Linked DNA regions of Mus musculus: regions 2 and 3 are each linked to region 1. A link is a loop called in an ENCODE intact Hi-C map of the cell type or tissue named here. Cell type or tissue: heart. All regions are shown on one strand.

The links. A loop is a pair of places that touch in the nucleus more often than their neighbours do. Peaks named below come from ENCODE experiments on the same cell type or tissue, not always from the same donor. Only the 100,000 strongest peaks of a DNase experiment are listed, where the experiment ranks them.
Region 2: a loop joins it to region 1, with 12 times the contacts of the local background. A loop is called at or near these places in 19 of 42 quality-filtered maps.
Region 3: a loop joins it to region 1, with 3 times the contacts of the local background. A loop is called at or near these places in 3 of 42 quality-filtered maps.

Annotation. Positions count from the first base shown.
Region 1 is chr7:126,524,878-126,532,877 of GRCm38, forward strand. 4930456A14Rik (a long non-coding RNA gene) reads left to right here. Exons shown (of 3, transcript XR_869939.3): 2 at 6,348-6,484; 3 at 7,104-7,136. Among named protein-coding and RNA genes, the nearest start is that of Atxn2l, 25 kb to the left of the region's middle. In heart, CTCF peaks have their summits at 3,624 (motif pointing left) and 4,808 (motif pointing left); no DNase peak of the experiment used is centred here; H3K27ac peaks cover 342 bases.
Region 2 is chr7:126,320,899-126,328,898 of GRCm38, forward strand. No RefSeq gene overlaps it. Among named protein-coding and RNA genes, the nearest start is that of Gm30928, 27 kb to the right of the region's middle. In heart, a CTCF peak has its summit at 3,029 (motif pointing right); no DNase peak of the experiment used is centred here; H3K27ac peaks cover 540 bases; H3K27me3 peaks cover 916 bases.
Region 3 is chr7:126,433,903-126,441,902 of GRCm38, forward strand. Rabep2 (rabaptin, RAB GTPase binding effector protein 2) reads left to right here. Exons shown (of 13, transcript NM_030566.2): 3 at 1,758-1,915; 4 at 4,468-4,578; 5 at 4,660-5,004; 6 at 6,264-6,359; 7 at 6,446-6,544; 8 at 7,935-8,000. Among named protein-coding and RNA genes, the nearest start is that of Rabep2, 9.1 kb to the left of the region's middle. In heart, a CTCF peak has its summit at 3,117 (motif pointing right); a DNase peak (open chromatin) is centred at 3,139.

The sequences.
Region 1 (8,000 bases):
TGGAAAGATCTCCCATGCTCATGGATTGGCAGGATTAACATAGTAAAAATGGCCATCTTACTAAAAACAATCTACAAATTCAATGCAATTCTCATCAAAATTCAACACAATTCTTTACAGACCTTGAAAGAATAATTCTCAGTGTGATGGTTTGAATATGCTTGGCCCAGGGAGTGGCACTAGTAGAAGGTATGGCCCTGTTGGAATAGGTGTGTCACTGTGGGCATGGGCTTTGGCTTTAAGACCCTCATCCTAGCTGCCTGAAAGTGAATCTTCCACTAGCAGCCTTCAGATGAAGATGTAGAACTGTCAGCTCTGCCTGCACCATGCCTACCTGAATGTTGCCATGCTTCCTGCTTTGATGATAATGGACTGAACCTCTGAACCTGAAAGCCAGTCCCCACTTAAATGTTATCCTTATAAGAGTTGCCTTGGTCATGGTGTCTGTTCACAGCAGTAAAACCCTAACTAAGGCACTCAGTTTCATATGAAAAAACAGAAAACCCAGGAGAGCTAAAACAATCTTAAACAATAAAAGAACTTCTGGAAGAATCACCATCCCTGATTTCAAGCTATACTACAGAGCAATAGTAATAAAAACTGTGTGATATTGGAATAGAAACAGACAGGTTGATCAATAGAGTCAAATTGAAGACCCAGGAATAAACCCACATACCTATGGACACTTGATTTTTTTTTTTTTTTTTTTTTTTGGTTTTTCGAGACAGGGTTTCTCTGTATAGCCCTGGCTGTCCTGGAGCTCACTTTGTAGACCAGGCTGGCCTTGAACTCAGAAATCCGCCTGCCTCTGCCTCCCGAGTGCTGGGATTAAAGGTGTGCGCCACCACGCCTGGCTGACACTTGATTTTTTACAGTGAAGCCAAAACCAGACAATGGAAAAAAGAAAACATCTTCAACAAATGGTGCTGATCTAATTGGATGTCTGCACATAGAAGAATGCAAATAGATCTATATTTATCTCCATGCACAAAACTCAAGAGGATCAAAGACCTCAACATAAAACCAGATACACAGCCGGGTGGTGGCGGCACACGCCTTTAATCCCAGCACTTGGGAGGCAGAGGCAGGCGGATTTCTGAGTTTGAGGCCAGCCTGGTCTACAGAGTGAGTTCCAGGACAGCCCGGGCTACACAGAGAAACCCTGTCTCCAAAAACAAAAACAAAAAACCAAACCAAAACAAAACCAGATACACTAAATCTAAAGAAGAGAAAATGGTAAATTGCCTCGAACACACTGGTACAGGAGACAACTTCCTGAACAGAACACCAATAGCTCAGGCACTAAGATCAACAATTAGTAAATGGGACCTCATGAAACTGAAAAGCTTCTATAAGGCAAAGGATTGTCAATAGGACAAAATGGCAGCCTACAGAATGGGAAAAGATTTTCACCAACCTTGTAGCTGACAGAGTGCTAATATCCAAAATATATAAAGAACTCAAGAAGTTTCACACCAACAAACCAAATAACCCAGTTAAAAAATGGGGTATTGAGAATTCTCAACAGAGGACTTTCATCTTTTTTTATTTTTTTTTAAGATGTATTTATTTATTATATGTGAGTACACTGTAACTGTCTTCAGACACTCCAGAAGAGGGCATCAGATCTCATTATGGATGGTTGTGAGCCACCATGTGGATGCTGGGATTTGAACTCAGGACCTTTGCAAGAGCAGTCAGTGCTCTTAACTGCTGAGCTATCTCACCAGCCCAACAGAGGACTTTCAAATGGCCAAGAAACACTTAACAAAACATTTAATATCCTTAGGTCATCAGGCAAATGCAAATCAAAACAACCCTGAGATTTCACCTTACCCCTATCAGAATGGCTAAGATCAAAAACTCAAGTGACAGCACATGCTGTTGAGGATTTGGAGAAAGGGGAACTCTCCTCCATTGCTTGTGGGAGTGCAAACTTTCACATCCATTCTGCTAATCAATTTGGTGGTTTCTCAGAAAATTGGGAATAGTCCTACTCAAGACTCAGCTATACCACTCCTGAGCACCCAAAAGATGCTCCACCATATGACAAGGACACTTGCCTTGTTGTTCATAGCACCTTTATTTGTAATAGCCAGAATCTGGAAATAACATAAATGCCTCTCAACAGAAGAATGGATAAAGAAACTATGGTTCATTTACACAATGGAATACTACTCAGCTATTAAAAACAAGGACATCATGGATGGAACTAGAAAATAACATCCTGAATGAGGCATCCAGACCCAAAGAATATGCATGATATATACTCACTTATAAATGGATATTAGCCATAAAGTACAGGATACCCATGCTATAGATCCAAAGAAGCTAAATAAGATGGAGGGAATAAGAAACCCAAGGAATAAGAAGAAGGAAATAAGAAGCTCAAGGGAGAATGCTTGAATCTCACTCAGAAGGTGTAAATAATAAAATAGTGATCAGAGATGATGGAGAGAGGGAATTGGAGAAGAAATGGGTAGGGGAAGGGGGCCATCTCTTTTGGGGAGGGAAGGCCAGGAGAGTAAGACACGGAAAACCAGCAGCTGGCAAGAGGTGTGGGCATCTCTAGGACATGTCAGAGACCTGGGATGGGGGAGGCTCCAGGGAGTCTATAAGGGTGACTAGCTGAGACTTCTAGCAGTGGGGGATATGGAGCCTGAAGTGGCCACCTCCTGTAGCCAGACAGGATACCCAGTGTAGGAATAAGGAAAGCAACCCACCCACAAAGCCTTTGACCCAAAATGTATCTTACAGGATGTGCAGGGACAAAGATAGAGCAGAAACACCAACCCACCCCCAAAACCTTCAACCTAAAACTTGGCCTGCCTATAAGAAGTGCAGGGGCAAAGATGGAGTGATACTGAGGGAATGGCCAACCAATGACTGGCCCAACTTGAGACCCATCCCATGGGCAAGAACTAATCCTTGACACTGTTAATGATACTCTGTGATGCTTGCAGACAGGAGCCTAACATAACTGTCCTCTGAGAGGTTCCAGCTAGAGCTGACCGAAACAGATGCAAAGACCTACAGCCAAACATTAGATGGAACTGTTTTGTGGAACAGTTGGGGGAAAAATTGAGGGACTCAGAGGGGACAGGAACTCCACAGGAAGACCAACAGAGTCAACTAACCTGAACCCTTGGGAGCTCCCAGAGACTGAACTACTAACAAAAGAGAACACATAGGCCAGGCCTAGGCTCCATGTACATCTGTAGCAGATATGCAGCTTGGTCTTCATGAGGGACCCCTCCCAACAACCGGAGCAGGGCTGTTCCTGAATCTGTTGCCTGCCAGTGGATCCTGTTTTCCCCAAGCTGGGCTGCCATGTCTTACCTCAGTGAAAGATGTACCTAGTCCTGTAGTGACTTGATGTGCTAGGGTGGAGTGATTCCCAGGGGAGGCCTCCCCATTCTCAGAGGAGAAGCAGGGGAGGAGGTTTGTAAGGGGGCACTGGGAGGGGTGTGTGTGATTGTGATGTAAAGTGAATAAATTAATGGGGGGAAAATAAAAAAGAAGAAGAAAGAAAAGATCCGAAAAATCCTTGATTCAGAACAAAGGAGTGTCAGAGGAATCTAATCTAAAGCCTACATCTCCACCTTGTGGTAAAATTGCAGAATGCCAGCCTGCTAAATTCCTAGATAAGATTTATTTATGCTGAGGAATACAGATTCTGTTTAATGATGCTTAGAGCAATGGCAAATAATTGATTATATGTTTTATTTTGTAAAGTTTGGAAAATTAAGATACATATGTTAATACATCATACAATTGATACTTAGTCAAGAATTCAATATGTTTCTGCCTCAAGTTTTAAAAGGGCTGACTCTGAGATTACACATTTATGAGAGGTGATGGGTATCTTGGAAATGCCTTTACAGATTGAAGCTGATGAAACTTTGACATGTGTATTCACTAGAATACAATAATATTTTAGACATTATGGCATGAAACATATTACTGGCATATCTCACAATTTTACAGGTCAAACGAATGTAAAAAGATCTAACTACACTTTAAAGGAGACACTCATAAAACAGAAGGAGAATATGGGGTAGATGACATATTGCTTTATTAACTTTAAGATTTTAAATGTAAATAAGCAAAAACAACAGCTGCTGAGAGACATTGGATTATGGAAAAAAACTGCTGGACTAGATCAGCACATGGATATGATCTCCTCGGATTGAAGGCAGGAAACGTGTTGTGTTGGGGAGAGGTTTTGTCTTTGTTTCCATGGAAATGAATAAAGATTGGATTTGATCCAGGGAGACCTCCTGAAAATCCTGGTTGCAGAAATGAAGAAAGAAACCAAGAACAAAACAGGTAAAATGAATTCTGACCCTTCCCTATGGGAACATCTCGGAGCCTGCCTGCGACGTGAAAATGTCTCTGCATGGCCAATAGATGGTGTTGACTACTGGCTCCTCAGGACTTATCATGCCATCTTTCAGATGGCATGGATGAAAATTTATATGACAGCAGTCCAAACAGATTCATAAAGAAAGACAGAGGGGCTGGCAAGATGGCTCAGTGGGTAAGAGCACTGACTGCTCTTCCGAAGGTCCTGAGTTTAAAACCACATGGTGGGCCAGGCATGGTGGCGCACGCCTTTAAACCCAGCACTCGGGAGGCAGAGGCAGGCGGATTTCTGAGTTCGAGGCCAGCCTGGTCTACAAAGTGAGTGCCAGGACAGCCAGGGCTACACAGAGAAACCCTGTCTCGAAAAACCAAAACAAAACAACAACAACAACAAAAAAACCACATGGTGGTTCATAACCATATATATTGAGATCTGATGCCCTCTTCTGGTCAGCTACAGTGCACTTATGTATAATAATAAATAAATCTTTGGGCCAGAGCAAGCAGGGACTGAGGGAGCAGAGTTGACCGACCAGAGCAAGCAAAGGTCCTAAAAATTCATTTCCCAACAACCACATGAAGGCTCACAACCAATCTGTACAGCTACAGTGTACTCACATATATAAAATAAATAAATAAATCTTAAAAAAAAAAAAGACAGATGCCTTCTCTGCTCCAACATTGACCAGCAAGTCATCTTTAACTGATTTTTGCATGATGGTTTTGAGCCACCATGTGGTTTCTGGGAATTGAACTCAGGACCTCTGGAAGAGCAGTCAGTGCTCTTAACCACTGAGCCATCTCTTCAGCCCCAATACTGCATATTTCATACATGTGTTAATGCAAAAAATGGATATTACCTTTAAAAGCTTACAGAGCAAAGGAACCAGACAACAAAGAAGACAAGACAAGTAGCCTAGGTGATCGGGCCTCACAGGCTGCCTCAGTAACTGTTTCCCAAAAAATCTGCATCCAGAACAACTTCAAAATGTTCATGGTCTAGCCTGACAGACTGTTCCATCCAGGACTTCTGTTAATCCCTGCACTTTCCCATCACACAGAGACTGATCAACGAATGATACAATTAGCTTTCCTAGGACTTGGCCAATATCCCAATTTTCTTAGGGCTCCCAAAAGATGCTGTCATCCCCCAGACAGCAAAAAGCAGTCTAACGAGGACAATGCCCCATTCCCAAAAAGTGGGATGGATGATGGGTGCTTGTTGTCATTTAAGGTGGTGTCTTACTTAGGGTTTCACTGCTGTGATCAGAGGCCATGACTAAGGCAACTCTTATAAGGACAGCATTTAATTGGGGCTGGCTTACAGGTTCAGAGGTTCAGTCCATTATCATGAAGGCAAGAACATGGCAGTGTCCAAGCAGGCATGGTGCAGGAGGAGCTGACAGTTCTACATCTTCATTTGAAAGCTGCTAGTGGAAGATTCACTTTCAGGCAGCTAGGATGAGGGTCTTAGAGCCCACACCTACTCCAGCAAGACTACACCTCCTAATAGTGTCACGCTCTGGGCTGAGAATATAGAAACTGTCACAGGTGGGTTAGCCACAAGTTGTCAATGGTCGTGGTCAAGGAGGAAAAAAAATAAAGGTTAGATTTGGGCATTTCCTTCTCTCTTTCTCTTTCCTGCATCCTTCTTTCTTTCCTGTCTAATGTTAGGGGGAGAAACGGGTTGATATAGGGAGAAAAGGGTAGATTTATTGAGATTTTAAAAATAATTTTTCTTTGGGGGAAGTTGTAGGGAGCAGGTACATGGAGATGGGGAAGTGAGTGGGACTTGGGTGCGTGGTATGAAAATCATGGCGAGTCAAAGAAAAGTTAAGTCTTAAAAAGAATACTTAGCCGAGTGTTTTATTTGTCGTTCTGTTTTACTTTAAACCATAATCCTAATGCCACTATTACTATTAGGTATATTTATTTGTGTATTTATTCATTTACTCTGTGTATGTATGTTTCTGCTGGTACAGGTCAGAGAACAACTTGAGAGAGAGTCACTGATCTCTTCCTGCATATGGATTCCAGGGCTCTCACGCGGTCCTCAGCTTGGCAGCGTGCAGCCTTCTCCACTGGGTCACCTTGCCAGCCTACTGTGTGCTTCCTGAGTGTAAGCTTTCTAAAGTTTTATTTATTTATTATTTATATGAGTACACTGTAGTTGTCTTTAGACACACTAGATGTGGGCACTAGATCCCATCACAGATGGTTGTGAGCCACCATGTAGTTGCTGGGAATTGAATTCGGGACCTCTGGAAGAGCAGTCAGTGCTCTTAACCTCTGAGCCTCAGGGTGTAAGCTTTTTAGAAGACAATATTTCAGTGTCAGATAAAATAAACCTATGTATGCTCTTAATAATTGTGTGCTTGTATGTGAGACTCTGTCTCAAAATACATATATTTGAAAAAAAATATGAAGAGGGCCTTTAATCCAGCACCCTGGAAGCAGGGACATGCAGAACTCATGAGAACTTGTGAGTTCCAGGCCAGCCAGCGCTAAATAAGATTCTTTTTCAAAAACAGTTTTTCTGTATATGTGTTTGGCTTCAGTTTTACAGTGATATGTGACTTCCAGTGTCTTCTTCCCCAAACACAGACAGTCACATGGCATCATGGGATGTTATCTGTGCTCCCTGTGACTTGGAGAGGGGCATAAAGCAATTATCAATAATTATTTGACATACCATCGCAAACACTGGGTGTATAATTTTTTTGTTTTTTGTTTTCCAGACAAGGTCTCATTATGTAGCCGTGGCTGTCCTGTAACTTGCTCTGTAGACCAGGCTGGCTTCCAACTCTTAGAGATCCTCCTGCCTTTGCTTCTGCGATTAAAGGCCTGGGCCACCACCACCCAGCAGTGCATGATGTTATTTAGAAGAGAAGTAACTGTTCTTACTTGATTGTTTTTTTTAAAATACTATTCATTTATTTTTTATTTATATGAGTCCACTGTAGCTGTCTTCAGACACACCAGAAGAGGGCATCACATCCCATTACAGATGGTTGTGAGCCACCATGTGGTTGCTGGGAATTGAACTCAGGACCTCTGGAAGAGCAGTCAGTGCTCTTAACGGCTGAGCCATCTCTCCAGCCCCTCTTACCTGACTGTTAAGGGCACTTCCACATATTGCTGTGTCTCAGTCTTCATCTGTCATGGTTTATGACCAGACGTTGGTTTCAACGCTAAGAGGTGAAGGGCCTGTCTGCTTAGCTTCTGTCAACTTGACCCAAACTAGAGTCACCTGGAAGAGGAACCCTCCACTGAGGACTGGCCCATACGCAAACCTGTAGAGCATTTACCTGATTAATTGTGGGTATGGTAGGCCTACCAGTGTGAATAAATAGTGCTAACCTGTGGAAGGTGGTCCTAAGTTGTATAACAAAGCAAGCTGGGGGCTGGGAGATGGCCTAGTGGTTAGTACTGGATGCTTTTTCAAAGGATCTGAGTCAGATAGCCAGCACTCACGTAGCTAACAAGTCTTTGTAACTCCAGTTTCAGGAAATTCTGACTCCTGTGGGCATCACATGCATATGTGTAGATATCCATACAAGCAAAACATCCATATACATAAAATATTAAAAATAAACGAATCTTTAAAAGAAAGCAGGCTGAGCGAGCCATGGGGA
Region 2 (8,000 bases), 200 kb before region 1:
TGCGGGGTTTTAGTGTTCCCTCACTGGGTTTCAGTCTTGCTTTGGTCTGGCCATTCCATGATATGACACCATTTTTCCCTTTTGGAATGGCGTGGTGGTTTGAATAAGATTGCCCTCATAAGCTTATATATTTGAATATGTGGTCCTCATTGGTGGAACTTTTTGGGCTAGATTAGGAGGTGGCCTTGTTGAAGGAGGTGTGTCACTGGGGTTGGCTTTGAGGTCTCAAAAGCCCACACTATTCCCAGTGTCCTCTCTCTGCCTCCAGATTTCGGATCAAGGTGTGAGATCTGTGCTGTTCTGCTGCTAAGCCTTTGCTCCCTCATCATGGACTCTAGTCCTCTAAAACCATAAGCCCAGTAAAATTCTTTAATAAATTGCCTTGGTCTCGGTGTTTTGTCACAGCAACAGAACAGCAACAGAACGGTAATTGGGACAAATAGGAGTGTTTGTGTGTAGACATTATAGGAATTGTTTTAAAATCATGGGGATTTTTGATGTTCAACTCGATGCCTTTTTCTTGTATCATGAAGTGGACATGAGCCTGTGGAGACAAAGGAAGGAAAACTATGACTTTAAGTGATCTGCTTGTGCATCAAGTTGACAAGAGGTGGAGTTGCTCTGATTAATGCCAACCTGGAGGATCAGATTCTTCTGGGCCTGCGAAGGATTAATCTAATCATACTAGGTTAATTGTAAGACTCTTTTTTTTTTTTTTTTTTTTTTTTGGTTTTTCGAGACAGGGTTTCTCTGTATAGCTCTGACTGTCCTGGACCTCACTTTGTAGACCAGGCTGGCCTCGAACTCAGAAATCCACCTGCCTCTGCCTCCTGAGTGCTGGGATTAAAGGCGTGCGCCACCACGCCCGGCAATTGTAAGACTCTTAACTGGGCTGGCGAGATGGCTCAGCAGGTAAGAACACTGACTGCTCTTCCGAAGGTCCTGAGTTCAAGTCTCAGCAACCACATGGTGCCTCACAACCACCTGTAATGAGATCCTCTGGCACATCTGAAGACAGCTACAGTGTTCTTATGTATAATAATAAATAAATCTTTGGGCCTGAGTGAGTGACTGGAGTGAGTGGGGGCGAGCGAGCAGGGACTGAGTGAGCAGAGTTGACCAGAGTGAGCAGAGGTCCTAAAAAAAATTCAATTCCCAACAACCACATGAAGGCTCACAACCATCTGTTCAGCTATTGTACCCATATACATTAAAAAAAAATTCTTTTTTTTGTTTTTGTTTTGTTTTTTTTTTGTTTTTTTGAGATAGGGTTTCTCTGTGTTGCCCTGGCTGTCCTGGAACTCACTCTGTAGACCAGGCTGACCTCGAACTCAGAAATCCACCTGCCTCTGCCCTCCAAGTGTAAATAAATCAAAAAAAAAGAAAGAAAGAAAGAAAGAAAGAAAGAAAGAAAGAAAGAAAGAAAGAAGGAAGGAAGGAAGGAAGGAAGAAAGAAAGAAAGAAAGAAAGAAAGAAAGAAAGAAAGAAGGAAGGAAGGAAGGAAGGAAGGAAGGAAGAAAGAAAGAAAGAAAGAAAGAAAGAAAGAAAGAAAGAAAGAAAGAAAGAAAGAAACCCTTAACTGTCAGTGGCAATGTCCCTTAACTGTCAGTGGCAATGTCCCATGGGCTGGCGTCTGAGACTTAGTCAGAGGGAGACAGCTCCCTGGACACTAATGTTCATTTCCCTCTTCTTGGCTATCAGTGCAATGTTCATGACCAGCCGACCTCCTGTTCCTGCCACCATGCCCCTCTGTGCTTATGGAATCCCCCCCCCCCATCAACCAGAATAAACCCTTCCTCCTTTTTTCTTTTTCTTTCTTTTTTTTGGGGGGGGTGGGGGGGGGTTGAGACAGGGTTTCTCTGTAGCCCTGGCTGTCCTGGAACTCACTTTGTAGACCAGTCTGGCCTCAAACTCAGAAATCCACCTGCCTCTGCCTCCCCAGTGCTGGGATTAAAGGTGTGCGCCACCACGCCCAGCTAAACCCTTCCTCCTTAAAATGCTTCTTTCTGGTCAAGGACTTGCTCGTGGCAATGAGCAGAGGAACAAATATCCTCCACATTTTACATCAGTCTCAGCGTTCCTGTCTTCCTGATGTCCCCAGAATGATGCATTAAACTCTGCAAACAGCTTTTAAGATGTCTTTAGCCCACAGTGACAAACTCCTCCACATTCCTTCTACAAATCAGTCCCAAAGGATGTAAACCACGGGGTCAGGCCTATAACAGCTGCCTGCCCTCGCTTAGCAGCAGCTTCTCCATTAGTTTATTATCTTATCATTGTGATCAATACTAGATCAGAAGCAATTTAAGGGAGGAAGGGTTACTTTTGCCTTACAGTTTAAGAAAGCGAACAGTCTGTGTTGGCAGGGAAGGCAGAATGGCCGGGATACCAAGTGGCTTTTTGAGTCTATTGATCATATCGTTATATTAGTGATTTTAATCCAGTGACAATCAGGCCTCCACATAGTCCTATAGTTAGAGTGGGTCCTGTCATCTGCAGATTCCTTTTTTGCTTAAAAGCTGCTCTGATAGTAGGGCGTGGTGGCGCACGCCTTTAATCCCAGTACTCGGGAGGCAGAGGCAGGCAGATTTCTGAGTTTGAGGCCAGCCTGGTCTACAAAGCCCAGGACAGCCAGGGCTATACAGAGAAACCCTGTCTCGAAAAAACAAAAACAAAAACAAAAACAAAAACAAAAACAAAAAAAAGCTGCTCTGATGTTCTAGCCATGGGCTCCATCATGTTGCATTTTTCTCCCAGGTGAACTCTGCAAAATAGCTCAAGACATCATTCTCCTGCAATGACCAGACACCACAACACTTCTTCATACGAGATATCACGTCTGACTAACTCTGACAACCCATAAATGGCTACTCAGGAGCATTCTCAGGATCTTCCTGGACAATGTTAAGGTGTCTTGGTTTAAAATTGAGTCGGGTCTAAAGTTGGACAGTGTAAAATACATTGTGGGAAATGGCACGGGTTCTTTCTGTAGCGTTTTAAGTAGTACCTATGTCAATGCTCGCTTTGTCCAGCAGGTGGCAGCGTCTACCCTTTCTGGACCGGGTCTTCTCTCTGAAAGCGAGTTTTAGAAGCAGAGTTCCTGAGATGTACATGTACATGTATTTTTTGAAGAAATTTTCAAAGATGATGCAGCCCAGGGCGGTGTAATCAGACGTTATAAAGCTACAGGACATTTCAACATGAGACATCACAGAAACCGGATGAAACCATCCTCTTTATCATGCTGCTGAGAGTCTCCTTTTAAAGGACAGACAGATGTCCCCAAGGCTAACTGGAAAGCCCCAACAGGATGAACTTAAGCTAACCACTAGCCCAGCACCGGAGACCAATAAACAAATGTGGAAAAACACAGGTTGCTCCCACTGTGATAAAAGAATTCTGGGCTTATAAGAAATCAAGTGTTCTCTTCTGGACTCCATGAAGCAAATGTGACACTGAGCTACTTGGGCCAGAAAGATTCAGCAGAGAAAGGTGCTTGCCTCCAAATTAAACAGCTCAGGTTCTATCCCCGGGGACCCACGCTGTGGAAGGACAGAAGCAACTCCTGCAAGTTGTCCACTGACTTCCCTGTGTGAGCCTAAGCACTATATGCCCACCTCCCAAATCAATAGACAGCAAGGGAACAAGCAACATTAAAGATTACCTCTATGGAAAATAGTAACACCAGGCTATGACCAATAGTACTGCTACGGCTGCTACACTGTAGCCCTGGTTGTCCTAAATCCACACCTGGAAGCCATTTTAACTTACCTAATGGCGCATTTGAGGTGGAGAGGGGCTTATGCAGCCATCTTCTTCACAGAGACACATACAGAAAACTATGTCTTCTCCAGGTTACCTGCAGTATTTCCCTGTGGACCAGCTACCCCTCAGCAGTGGCTAAGATTCTGTAGAAAACCCAGTGAACTTACTAGGATTCTATCCAGAGCCTGGGGAGAGATTACATACAAGAGTGTGGTCCATCGCAGAGCAGCTGCATCACTGGAAAGTCTTCCCAGCATAAGTGACAACTTCCCCACAGCTGCCCCCTCAATCTTGTGTCCTGTGTTTACTCAGGCTCCTCCAGAGAGCAGTGGCGTTTCCTGCAGTTAGGGCAGAGTCACGTGGCAGATGGCCATTTCCACAAGCCAGTAAAATACCTAAGGGTATTCTAAACACTTTTACCCACAGATAATGCAGCTCATCCCTCACCATAGCAGCTTTTTTCCTAAACAGATGGCAACTGTGACAGAGGTCCAGAGCTGGTCTATGTATGTGCAGAGGTTGTATATACAGGGAGAGCAGGGTCTCATCATGTAGACCTGACTAGCCTCAAACCCATAGAGGTCCACCTACCTCTGTTTCATGGGTACAGGGATTAAAGGCATGGCCGCCACACCTGGTCATAGAATACACTTTTAATTTAATTTTGCATTTCATACTATGCTGAAGACTGAACAGTGGCTTTGAGCATATGGAAAGTAGCTTCCCTGATGGTAAGTCCCCAGGTCCCTGTAAAGACTTTACAGTTGGTTTCATTTTGTTATGCTACAAAATGACTTAAACCGACTTTTCTAGGCTGCATGTCCTGACTAGTCTATGTTGCTATGGTTATTTTATGCCGCTGACGCTCTGGGTCCCTTTGTCTGCGTGGAACGAGTCTCTGGGGCAGGTGGGCAAGGTGTTGGCAGGTGACAGACAGACCAACACACAAGATTGTGTAGAATATGAATGTATTTTGTCAGGTCGAGCATCAAACTTTTTATACCGAAGAAATAACAAGAAACCAGGCAAAATACAATCCACCAAGTTACAGTGACCCAATACATAAGGAATGTATACATCAAAAGAAGGCGGGGACCAGGCTGCTGCCGAAAAGAAGGGAGCCAGGTGTAAACTGGTCTATTGTTAAACCCACCACCAGGGGTTCTGCACTAGCAGACCTTTTCAAGAATACTGCAATACCCCAACACCCTATGTCCTGGGTCTACAGAAGAATTTACCAACTTGCTTCTAATATGAAGCTTGCAATACCTAGCTGTAGAGAAGATCCCTGTCTCAGTGGGATTCCCTAGCTCTAATATGGTATTCCCTTTTCTACTGTCCTTAGTAAATATTTTTGCAGACCAGCTCTGAGCTACTGGCTCCGTCTTTTGTAATGCTTAATTAGTTACTGAATAGGTAACTTCCTTTCTGCATTCCTGCGGAATTCCAAGCTCCTTGGCTTCTGGGACCTTGGAACAATTGGGAGACTTAACTATATCAGAATTTAAACTTAAAAGGCATTTATAATAAAATATTAAAAGAGAGCTCTTAGTTCCATACACCAGACTAACGCGGGAATAGGGTATGAGTATATGGGTAAATGAGAACGCCAAAGCTCCAGGAGGTGAGTTTCCGTGAAACTCTTCCTCGTGGGTGCTTACAGACTTTCCAGCCTGTCAAGCAGACTTGACCGGAGTGCGTGGCAAGTTTATTTCTTACCATGTGGGGGAAGTATAAGTACCTGATGGCATGCAAACCCTCGCATAACTATACATTTGTCTTAGATATAAAGCACACAACTCATTCTTTTGACGATTTATAATTTTCTGGCAGGGTCAGGATTGAACCCCAGAGCTTTACACACGTCAGGCAAACATTCTATCAGTGAGCTACCTACCCAGCCCCACTCCCCATAATCTCAATTTTCCAGACATCCCATCTTATAGATTAGTTTCACTGAATATTAGCTTTATCTGTTGCTGCTACTAGACATTTCTGTTCTAACTTTCTCAATGTGCGAGTGTTTATATTTCAATAGAAGAAAACTGGCTGAACTTGTATTTATGTGTACTTCGCTCTAGACATAATCTTACCCTAATTCTCTAGAATCATTGTGTCCATCATCCAAGCAGACACGGAGCTCTAGAAAGCTAGTGACAAATGAAATGAAAAATGAAGCAGCCTTTTGGCATTTGCAGATTAGCTAAATAAAAAGGGAAGTCACAGATTCACGGGTACACTAGCTAATTCAACCTGAAATACAAGTTTAAAAAAGGGGAGGGGGCTTTCAGGATTGAAAGCTAATAGGTAGGATGTCATTAGGCAAAATTAGGGACTATCATCATGGCTTCTCTGTTCTATAGCCCAGCTCTGCCTGATTACAAACCCAGAGAAAATCAATTACCTCAGCTGAGGACCACAAGGCTACTGTCTCCATCAGCAGCCCTGACAGATGTCTCCTGGTGTCCTCTCTTTGCCCATCCCTGAGGGACTGCGATGCCTGATGCCCTTTCTGCTGCAAAGTTACCACGGGATGCCACCATGTGCAGAGAGAAGTGAGGTTCCTGAAGCCACTCCCACTCTGCTTTCTTATGCCTTCCAGGACCACCTGCCCAGGGGTGTCATGTCCCCCTTCCCATAGAATTAGTCCTTTCTTGTCAATCACTAATTAAGACAACGTCCCACAGACTTGCCTATGGGTCAGTCTTTTTTGTTGTTGTTGGGTTTTTTTGTTTGTTTGTTTGTTTTTGAGACAGGGTTTCTCTGTATAGCCCTGGCTGTCCTGGAACTCACTTTGTAGACCAGGCTGGCCTCGAACTCAGAAATCCACCTGCCTCTGCCTCCCGTGTGCTGGGATTAAAGGTGTGCGCCACCACTGCCTGGCTGCCTATGGGCCAGTCTCCTGATTCCTCAGTTATGGCTCCCTCTTCCCAGATGTGTCCTTTTTGTGTCAAGTTGACAAAAACAAAAACAAAACAAAACCATCACAATTGATCCCTTGTCAACTTGACACAGAAACATATCATCTATTAAGCCATAACCTCTCTTCTCTTGTTCCTCCTCAAGGTCTCATATTAATGCCAACACCACAATATAAAACACTACAACTTTTTAAAAAAAAAATCCCATAATCTTTAAAGATCCAAACTCTTTAAAGGTCCAGTCTTTCAAAAATATTCAAAGTACCTTTCAGAGTTCATAGTCTCTCTAAAATATCCAAAGTCTCTTTAATATTCCAAAGTCTCTTAAAACATCCAAGGTGAAGCCGGCGCGTGGTGGCCACGCCTTTAATCCCAGCACTCGGGAGGCAGAGGCAGGCGGATTTCTGAGTTCGAGGCCAGCCTGGTCTACAGAGTGAGTTCCAGGACAGCCAGGGCTACACAGAGAAACCCTGTCTTGAAAAAAGCCAAAAAAAAAAAAAAAAAAAAAGCATTCAAAGTGTCATAACTGTGGGTTCCTGTTAAATAAAGTAACAAGTTGAATACTTTTTATTCCAGGAGGAAAAGACCAGGACACAGACAATTCAATCAAAGAGAACCAAGCCTCGGTAGTATAACAGTGGTTGGCATCTAGAACCCACTTAGATCCTCTGGCCTTCAGGGAGCCTGGGCTACTAGCTTCAGCTCTACCCGCCCCCTCACCCCAGTACACAGACCTTATTTTCCAGGCTCCAGCCCTGAAACTTTCTTTTTTTTAAATTAATTTACTTTTATTGTGTATAATAGAGGTGTGTGTGTGTGTGTGTGTGTGTGTGCGCGCACATTACATCTATGGAGGTCAAAGGGCACCTTTATGGAGTTGGTTCTCTTCTTCCTCCTTCACATGAATTCCAAGGTCCAAACTCAGGTCACCAGGCTTCAGTGTCCCCGCCCTTTAGTCCCTCAGCCATCTTCTCAGTTTCTGAAAACTTTATTTTGATTTATGTTTTATTATTGAAGTTTCAAAAGCATGGCCAGAGGGCATCATTGTTAAAGCATGCAATCTTTTCTCTGAGGTTTGGTTTCTTTGTGTGTGTGTATATAAATTTTCCTCCGTTTTCATTTATTGTTAAGGACTTGAATTCCTTTAGTTTTTAATAGCATTAATATTAGATTGCCAAAAGATATTCCATGAGACTGTTGTAGAATTAAGAGTTAAAAGATTCCGCCGGGCGTGGTGGCGCACGCCTTTAATCCCAGCACTTGGGAGGCAGAGGCAGGTGGATTTCTGAGTTCGAGGCCAGCCTGGTCTACAAA
Region 3 (8,000 bases), 91 kb before region 1:
TTATGTGTATGGGTATTTTGTCTGAGCATACATCTGTGCCTGCAGAGGTCACAAAGGGTGTTGGATCCTTTGCAACTTGAGTTATAGGTGGCTGTGAGCAGCTATGTGGATGCTGGGAATTGAACCATGAGTTCTCCAGAGAAGCAGCCTCTGAGCTTGGTCTCTTAATATGGTACCTGGGGTTTGCACAAGGTGAGCACTTTACCATCTGAGCTGGCTCCTAGCCCTACATTTGTGATACATTTCCCCTAGAGTTTAGTTTGGTTTGCTTGATTGCAGGCCTCACCATGTAGCACAAGCTAGCTTCAATTTTGTAATCTTCCTCCCTCAGGCTCCCATGCACCGAGATTACAGGCCTACCATAATTTGTTTTTGTTTTTGTTTTTGAAGCAGTGTCTTTCTACATAGCCCTAGCTCTCCTGGAATTGGCTCACAGAAATCTCCCTGCCTCTGCCTCCTGAGTACTAGAGCCACCATGCCTGGCTTTCTGCTACCACAATTGATTCTTCAGTTGTACACTTTACCCCTGAGTAAGTCATAGCGAAAGTGACAATAGCCATAACAAGAATTCCAGCTTGCTGGATGGTGGCAGCGCACACCATTGATCACAGCACTCAGGAGATAGAGTCAGCCTGGTCTACAGAGCAAGTTCCAGGACAACCAGGCCTATGTAGAGAAACCCTGTCTCTAAAAAAAAAGAGAGAGAGAAAAAAAAGAAAAAAAAGAAATCTAACTCATACCACAATCAGTGTCTGCAGTTTCTGTCATAGGCTGTGTGCGGAAGCAGAGCCTTGAACTGTATCTGACATGTCTTGGGGTCCAGGTCTTGTTTTAGCCACAAAATCAAATATAATATCACACTGTTCTGAGAGAGGGAAGCAGGCATTTGGGGACCGTAGATACTACCCATCAGCCAGCTGTTGGCTATTTGGAAACTGTCAGTGACCAGTCTGCCCGACTTGACTATCTTACAAAGCATCATTTAGTCAGCTCTCCCATTCACTACAAGCTTCAGGCTGTGTCTCAAGGTATTCCGTCTGTCCTTGGTTTCCACCATGCCAAGGCTAACCATAAAGGTCACTTGCTCATATTTGAGTGAATGTGTTACCAGTGATTTGCAAGGAATGCTTTCGATTTTCTCTCCTGCACACAACAGAAAAATCTCCCGCGAAGGGACTTTTCCACTTGGGTTATGGGGAGCCGTAGTTTGTTTTGTGTTTGCTGTGCTTGGACAAGGTGGACTCTGTTTTTGTTCTTGGCCCTTCTGATATATTGCTTCCTTTGTTTTTACTAATAACAAGGCCTCTGGCAGTGGTGGCTCACACCTTTAATCCCAGCATTCAGGAGGCCAGCCTGGTCTGTAGAGCAAGTTCAAGGATGGCCAGGACTGTACCAAGGAGGAAAAAAAAAGCCAAAACCCAACCCAAACAAACAAACAAAAATTAAAAAATAATAGTAACAAGGCCTCATACTTGGCTGTTTTTAGTAAAAATATCCTGTGGTCAGTTCTTCAGTTGGGATATATCTGAGCAGTATATTGTCCAATTGGTCCTCACTATATGCCAGATGTTTGACATCTCCTATATGTCCTCTTAGTTCGTCAAACACTCAGGGTCACGCACTCCTTTTTGCTACTGAGGACCCTGGGCGAGAGGTGCTGAGGTCTTGCCTGGGGCCATTTCTGCCCAGCTCATAACTACTGTGGTTGATCACCTTGGAGAGGGCAGGCACCAAGTACCCACCCTTCCTGCCCACAGACTCCATCAGCAGCTACGAGACCCAGATCGCAGCCCTGAAACAGGAGCGGCAGCAGCAACAGCAGGACTTTGAGGAGAAGGATCGAGAGCTGGGCCACCTCAAACAGCTGCTGGCCCGGGCCCACCCTTTGGACTCCTTGGAGAAGCAAATGGAAAAGGTGGGGGTGGGACAACGGCCTGCCCTATCCCTGGGGTTTGAAATGATAGTGAGCGTTGTTGTCCCATAGCCTGTCATTGGACACAGTAATGATTCTGGGTAGAACACAGAGCTTCCCCATTGTTGAAAGCTTAGCAGGATCCTTGCTACAAGTTTATTTACCTCTAGAAACAAGGTCAGTCATGCAGAGGAAGGAAAGTAACCCTTTCCGTGCCAGACACTGTACTGAGTGCTCACCTGTTTGAGCTCCTGCAGTCTAATGCTTTCTTAACACTTATTAATCACAATAGGAAGCTGGGTGTGGTGACAGATACTGGCAGTCCCAGCTGTTTGGGAGGCTAAGGCAGGAGGATGGCTTGAGACTAGGGCTTCAAGAAAGCCTGGATAACATAAGACACTTAGTGTTTGTCTCTCTGCCTCTCTGCCCCTTTCCTTGCCTGCCCTCTTCTCTTTGAAACAGGATCTTACTGTGTAGCTGAGGCTGGCTTTGAACTTGGCAAAGGCCTCCTGCCTCAGCAACTCAGTGCCGGTATTTATGGGAATGCACATCCATAGCCAGCTAGAAACCTGGAGTGTGTGTGTGTGTGTGTGTGTGTGTGTACATGTATGTGTACATGGGTACATGCATGCAAACATATTTCATGCGTTCTAGGCAAGCACTCTTTATTTTTTTAACACCTGCACATTGTGGTGCATATCTATAATCCCAGCATTGGGAAATCTGGGCAGAAGAATTATGAGTTTAAGGCTAGCCTAAGGGTACATAGTAATTCCTCCATCTCAAAGACAATAAAAAGAATTAAAGTCTGGGTGCATATATTTCCATATGATCCCTCTTATTAGCGGTATGTGCTCATACCTTATTTGATCTCACAGAAGCTTTGTGAGGTAGGTATTTAGTTAGAACCCAAAGAAACAAGCGCTAGAGTATATTTCCTGCCTATGAAAACAAAGACCCAACAGGAGCCCAGGGCTAGACTAGGGCTGTGGTTCAGTTGCTAGAGTGGTTGACTAGCATGCAGGAAACCCTGGGTTCAGTCCCAGCACTGCCTAAAACCCTGCATGGCGACACTTGCCTATACTCGGAGGAAGGAGGATCAGAAACCCAAGTTCAAGGCCAGCTTAGGATGCAAGATCCTACCTCAAAAATCAAAACAAAACCAGGGCCATGGAAAGAGAGGCTTTGACGTACTGCTTCCACTAGGAGGCGCTGTTTGCAGGTTTGGAGGCCGGCTGCCCCACACTCCGCTGGACTGTGTAGTTGGCCTGTGCACAGCGTGTGTGTCCCAGGGCTTCACATGGCTTACCCTGTCTGTGGCACATGGAATGTTAACTTAGTTTGTCTAAGGAGAGTTTGGGGGGATTCAAGAGGTTGAAATGGAATCGGTTGAGAAAGGTGGTAACAGATGAAGCATGACTGGCTGTTGCCTGGAGATGTATCGGGGTGGGACCGGTTTTTTGTTGTTGTTTGTTTTACTGACCCCATGCGGATCCCAAGCTTGAAAGGAGACAACTAAGAAATGGTCCTCTTTATGATAAGGACAGGAGGAAGGGCAGGGGTGTCAGCTCAGTCTTACGAGAGAAAGCCTGTCGGGTACGGGCTGCATGGGATTGGAAACCTACAGCAGCAGTGGTTTAAGTAAGATAGGAAGTTGGTTTGTTTTGTTTTTCATCCTTTAAAGTCCAGACTGATGGAGCAGTTGAGCCAGCCGTTAGAAACTCAGGCTTCTGGGACTGGAGCGAGAGCTCAGCAGCTCAGAGCACTCACTACTTTTCCAGAGGATCCAGGTTCAGTTTCCCCGCACTTAACCTGGTGGCTCACAACTGTCCGTAACCGTCGTTCCAGGGAACCAGCTGCCCTAGTCTGGCTTCTGAGGGCACACGCAGTGTGTGTCTATATGCCAGCCAAACGTGCATATACATAAGATGAAAAATTAAAAATTTTTAAAAGAGAAATGTAGGCTTCTGTATTGCTGCTTGACTGTAGCTGGTAGGTCGCCTCACAGTCCAAGGTGATTGCTTGAATGCCAAGCAATCATAGCCACGTTCCAGCCAGCAAGATAGGATAAAGAAAGGCACACCTTCTTATAAGGAGATGGTCAGTAAGTTCACGCATGGAGCTTGTGCATACATCTCATATGTGATCACTTTTAGTTCCAGAGCAGCTGAGGTGTAGATGGTATCGGAAAACTGGAACCATTTTCAAACTGTGCCCAGTTAAAATATCTGAGGTCCTGTGATATAAAAAGGTGCATGTTGAGGCCAGGGGGGACTGGGGTGGATTTGTCCCCCAAACACTTCCATACATTTATGAAATTCTCAAAGAATAAGTAAAAACGGTTTTAAACGATGGATGTTGCGGAGGAATTTTGTAAGAATAAGAGGAAAGGAGGAAGCCAGTCATGGCCTTGGCTCCTTTCCCTGGAAGCACTTAGAGCCCGCGTGTCCTGGAGTCTTGAGTGGGTGGTATAACCATCAGGAAGGATGAGAACAGTTAGTGGGCATTGTTCATGATCAAGGGGCTGTCACTTCCCAATGCCCCCGTCGCTCCAGGCTCATGAAGACTCGGAAAAGCTTCGAGAGATCGTGTTGCCCATGGAGCAGGAGATTACCGAGCTGAAGGGGAAGCTGCAGAGGGCGGAAGAGCTGATCCAAGAGATCCAGGTGAGGGCTAGCCGGAGGTGCCGAGGGAAGGAGGGGTGCCCAGGACGCTGGCCCTAGCTTCTTCCCTGCAATCCTCCCTAGAGACGACCACGGCAGCCTGCCTCCCTGCATGGCTCCACAGAGTTGCTCCCTCTGTCGAGGAACCCCTCACCCCCACTGGAACCCTTGGAGGAGCCGAGCGGAGACGCCGGCCCAGCCGCCGAGGCCTTTGCCCACAACTGCGATGACAGTGCCTCCATCTCTTCCTTCTCCCTCGGTGGGGCCGCCGGCAGTGCCTCCCTACGAGGCCCCCAAGGCCTCAGCCCTGAGCAGGAAGAGACTGCTTCTCTGGTGTCTACTGGCACTCTGGTCCCTGAGGGCATCTTCCTGCCCCCTCCTGGGTACCAGCTTGTTCCAGATAGCCAGTGGGAGCAACTGCAGGTAGAGGTGAGTAGACTGGGCTAGGTTCTGTGAACATTCCTGTCTCCCTGGATATATGTGGGCTTGCACTAAAGAAAGCTACAGTGGAGAGGCCAGTGGGGTGGGGTGGGGGGAGGTCCCCTCCCAGCAAGGGAACTTCGGAAGGGCACGTGCACGGGGTGCTGGAGAAGATCAGCAGCTGGGCCGGTGTTATGTTATGGTGAGAAGTGTCAAGAACAAAACTGAAAAGAGTCCGAGTGTGGCTCAGTGGTAGAGGACTTGCCTAGCCTGTGCAAGACCCTGAATTCAGTCCCCAGCAGAGGGGTGGGGAGGAGTGCATTGCTCAAAAGATGACTGCTGTAGAAATTATTTCATCTCAGCCCCAGCCAGGGCTTTCTACCCCGCCTTTGACCCTTTAGTTCCAGATAAAAGACACACACAGCTTTTTTGATTTACAATAAGCCTCTAACAGCACAAGAGCTGGGCGCTTACCTACCTCTAGGTTGTCAGAATCTACTTTCCTATCGATAAGCCCGGAGTCATTGCTTACTGCTTACTAAGTCTCATCTGGGCTGCGCTTAACTCTGACTGGCCAGCCCTCAGAGCCCTGTTTTTATGGCTCGCCTCACCCATGGCTGCTTCTCCTTCCTCTTGCACCTCTTCCTCCCATGGTTCTCGGACCCCAAACCTGGGAAACCTAAACCTATGTCTCTTTTGCCGAGCGAGCTATTGGCTTTGGTGTCTTGTTTGTTTTTTTTTTTAAGATTTATTTATTTATTTTATTTATTATATGTAAGTACCCTATAGCTGACTTCAGACACTCCAGAAGAGGGAGTCAGATCTCATTACGGATGGTTGTGAGCCACCATGTAGTTGCTGGGATTTGAACTCCGGACCTTCAGAAGAGCAGTCGGGTGCTCTTACCCAGTGAGCCATCTCACCAGCCCCTTGTTTGCTTTTCGAGACAGGGTTTCTCTGTGTAGCCCTGGCTGTCCTGGAACTGGCTTTGGTGTCTTTATTCACCAATCAGAAATAATTTGGGGGCAGGGTCACTTAGGGTTTAGTGCAGACTCCAGGTCTTGGGGGTCCCACACTTCGCATTACAATACACAGTAAAAGTCAAAACCTCCACAGATAGCAGCAGAGACGGAGATGAAATGTCTCTCTCCGTCTTCCCACTCAGGAGAGCAGCGGGACCTCCTGAGGGATGGATGGGTGGGGAAGGGAAGGGTAGGTACTATCCCTGCCAGCAGAGCTGAAAAGTGAGTGAGGTCTGGGTCTGGCAGGGGCGGCAGCTGCAGAAGGAGCTGGAAAGTGTCAGCCGGGAGCGGGATGAGCTGCAGGAAGGACTAAGACGGAGCAATGAAGACTGTGCCAAGCAGGTGAGTTCAACCTCCGTGCCAGCTCCACATCATCCCCTGGCCTCCTGCTGCTGCATCCCTCTCCTTTCCCACTCTTTCCTCCTCAGATGCAGGTGCTCCTGGCCCAGGTCCAGAACTCAGAGCAGCTGCTCCGAACTCTGCAAGGAACTGTGAGCCAGGCCCAAGAGCGCGTGCAGCTGCAGATGGTGAGTGGGCCTGGGGTAAGAGGAAGGGTCAGGACCACCCAGGGCCCCAGAGGGCATGGAAAAACAGGACATCGGTCCTGCTGTCCCCCCTCCTGCTGTCCCCCTCTTCCACCCACCCCCCCCCCGCCCCATCCGGCTGCTCTCACTAGGTGAGTGAAGATTTTGGGGGCAGCCTGACTGGTCAGAGCTGTATAATCTTGAACTAAACCCACAACCTTGAAGTGTGCTCCCTACTGTCTGTGAGCTGAGCCAATGGAGCCTAGGCTGCAGAGTCAGAAGAGCCGAAAGAAAAGCGACACTGAGCAACCCCACTCCGAAGCGTGTGAGGGCCATGTGGTCAGACGAGAAGTCAGAGATCTGGAAATGTGTCTATTGCCTCCTAGTTTTAAAGTTGGCAATTATTTTAGTGCTTAAAAAAGCGTGTTTCGGGCTGGTGAGATGGCTCAGTGGGTAAGAGCACCCGACTGCTCTTCCAAAGGTCAGGAGTTCAAATCCCAGCAACCACATGGTGGCTCACAACCATCCGTAAAGAGATCTGACTGGAGTGTCTGAGGACAGCTACAGTGTACTTACATATAATAAATTTAAAAAAAAAAAAAGCGTGTTTTGAGAGAAACAGAGAAACCCTGTCTCGAAAATAACCAAAAAGAAAAAAAAAAAAAAAGATGTGTTGCTGCCAGAGGTAACACAGACTTACCTGTCGCAGCTCTCAGAAAGCTGAGATCAGAGGATCACCAGTTTAGGCCAACCATGACACACAGTGAGACTCTGTCTCAAAGCAGGGGATGGGTGTGGGAATGGGAAGGTGTGGGGGCAGGGAGTGCAGCTGGAGAGATGGCCTAGCACCTAAAAGCGCTGGCTGCTCTTTTCACAGGACCCAGGTTTAGTTCTCAGCACCCATGTGGCAGCTATAACTATAGTTTCAAGAGATCTGACATCCCCTTCTTGCCTCCATGAGCACTAGGCTCACGTGCGGTGTTTAGATACACACACAACACATATATAGGCAGACACTCATGAACATGAAACAAGCCTTTAAAAAATATACCATTTAATGAAATACCCACAGTGGGCTGAGGCTGCCAGTGTGTCCACAGACACACAGACAGAATCTGAAGAGCTTAGAGACTGAGAGGGGAAAAAAAAAGTTTCTTCTTGAACCAGTCGGTGAGGGTATACAGCCTTAATCCCAGCATTCAGGAGGCAGAGACAGGAAGATCTCTGGGTTTGAGGCTAGCCTAGTCTACATAGTGAGTTCCAGGAGAACCAGCAGGTCAGGAGGCCAGGGCTTTCTAGATGTCAGTCTAGCTAGCCATGGGATTTGGGGGTTAGCCTCTGGGACTACAGACACCCATCTGTCTAATTGCCTTGTGCTTTGAACTGTCCCTAGGCAGAACTGGCCACTTCTCACAAGTGCCTGAGCCAAGAGGTTAAAAGACTGAATGAAGAAAATCAA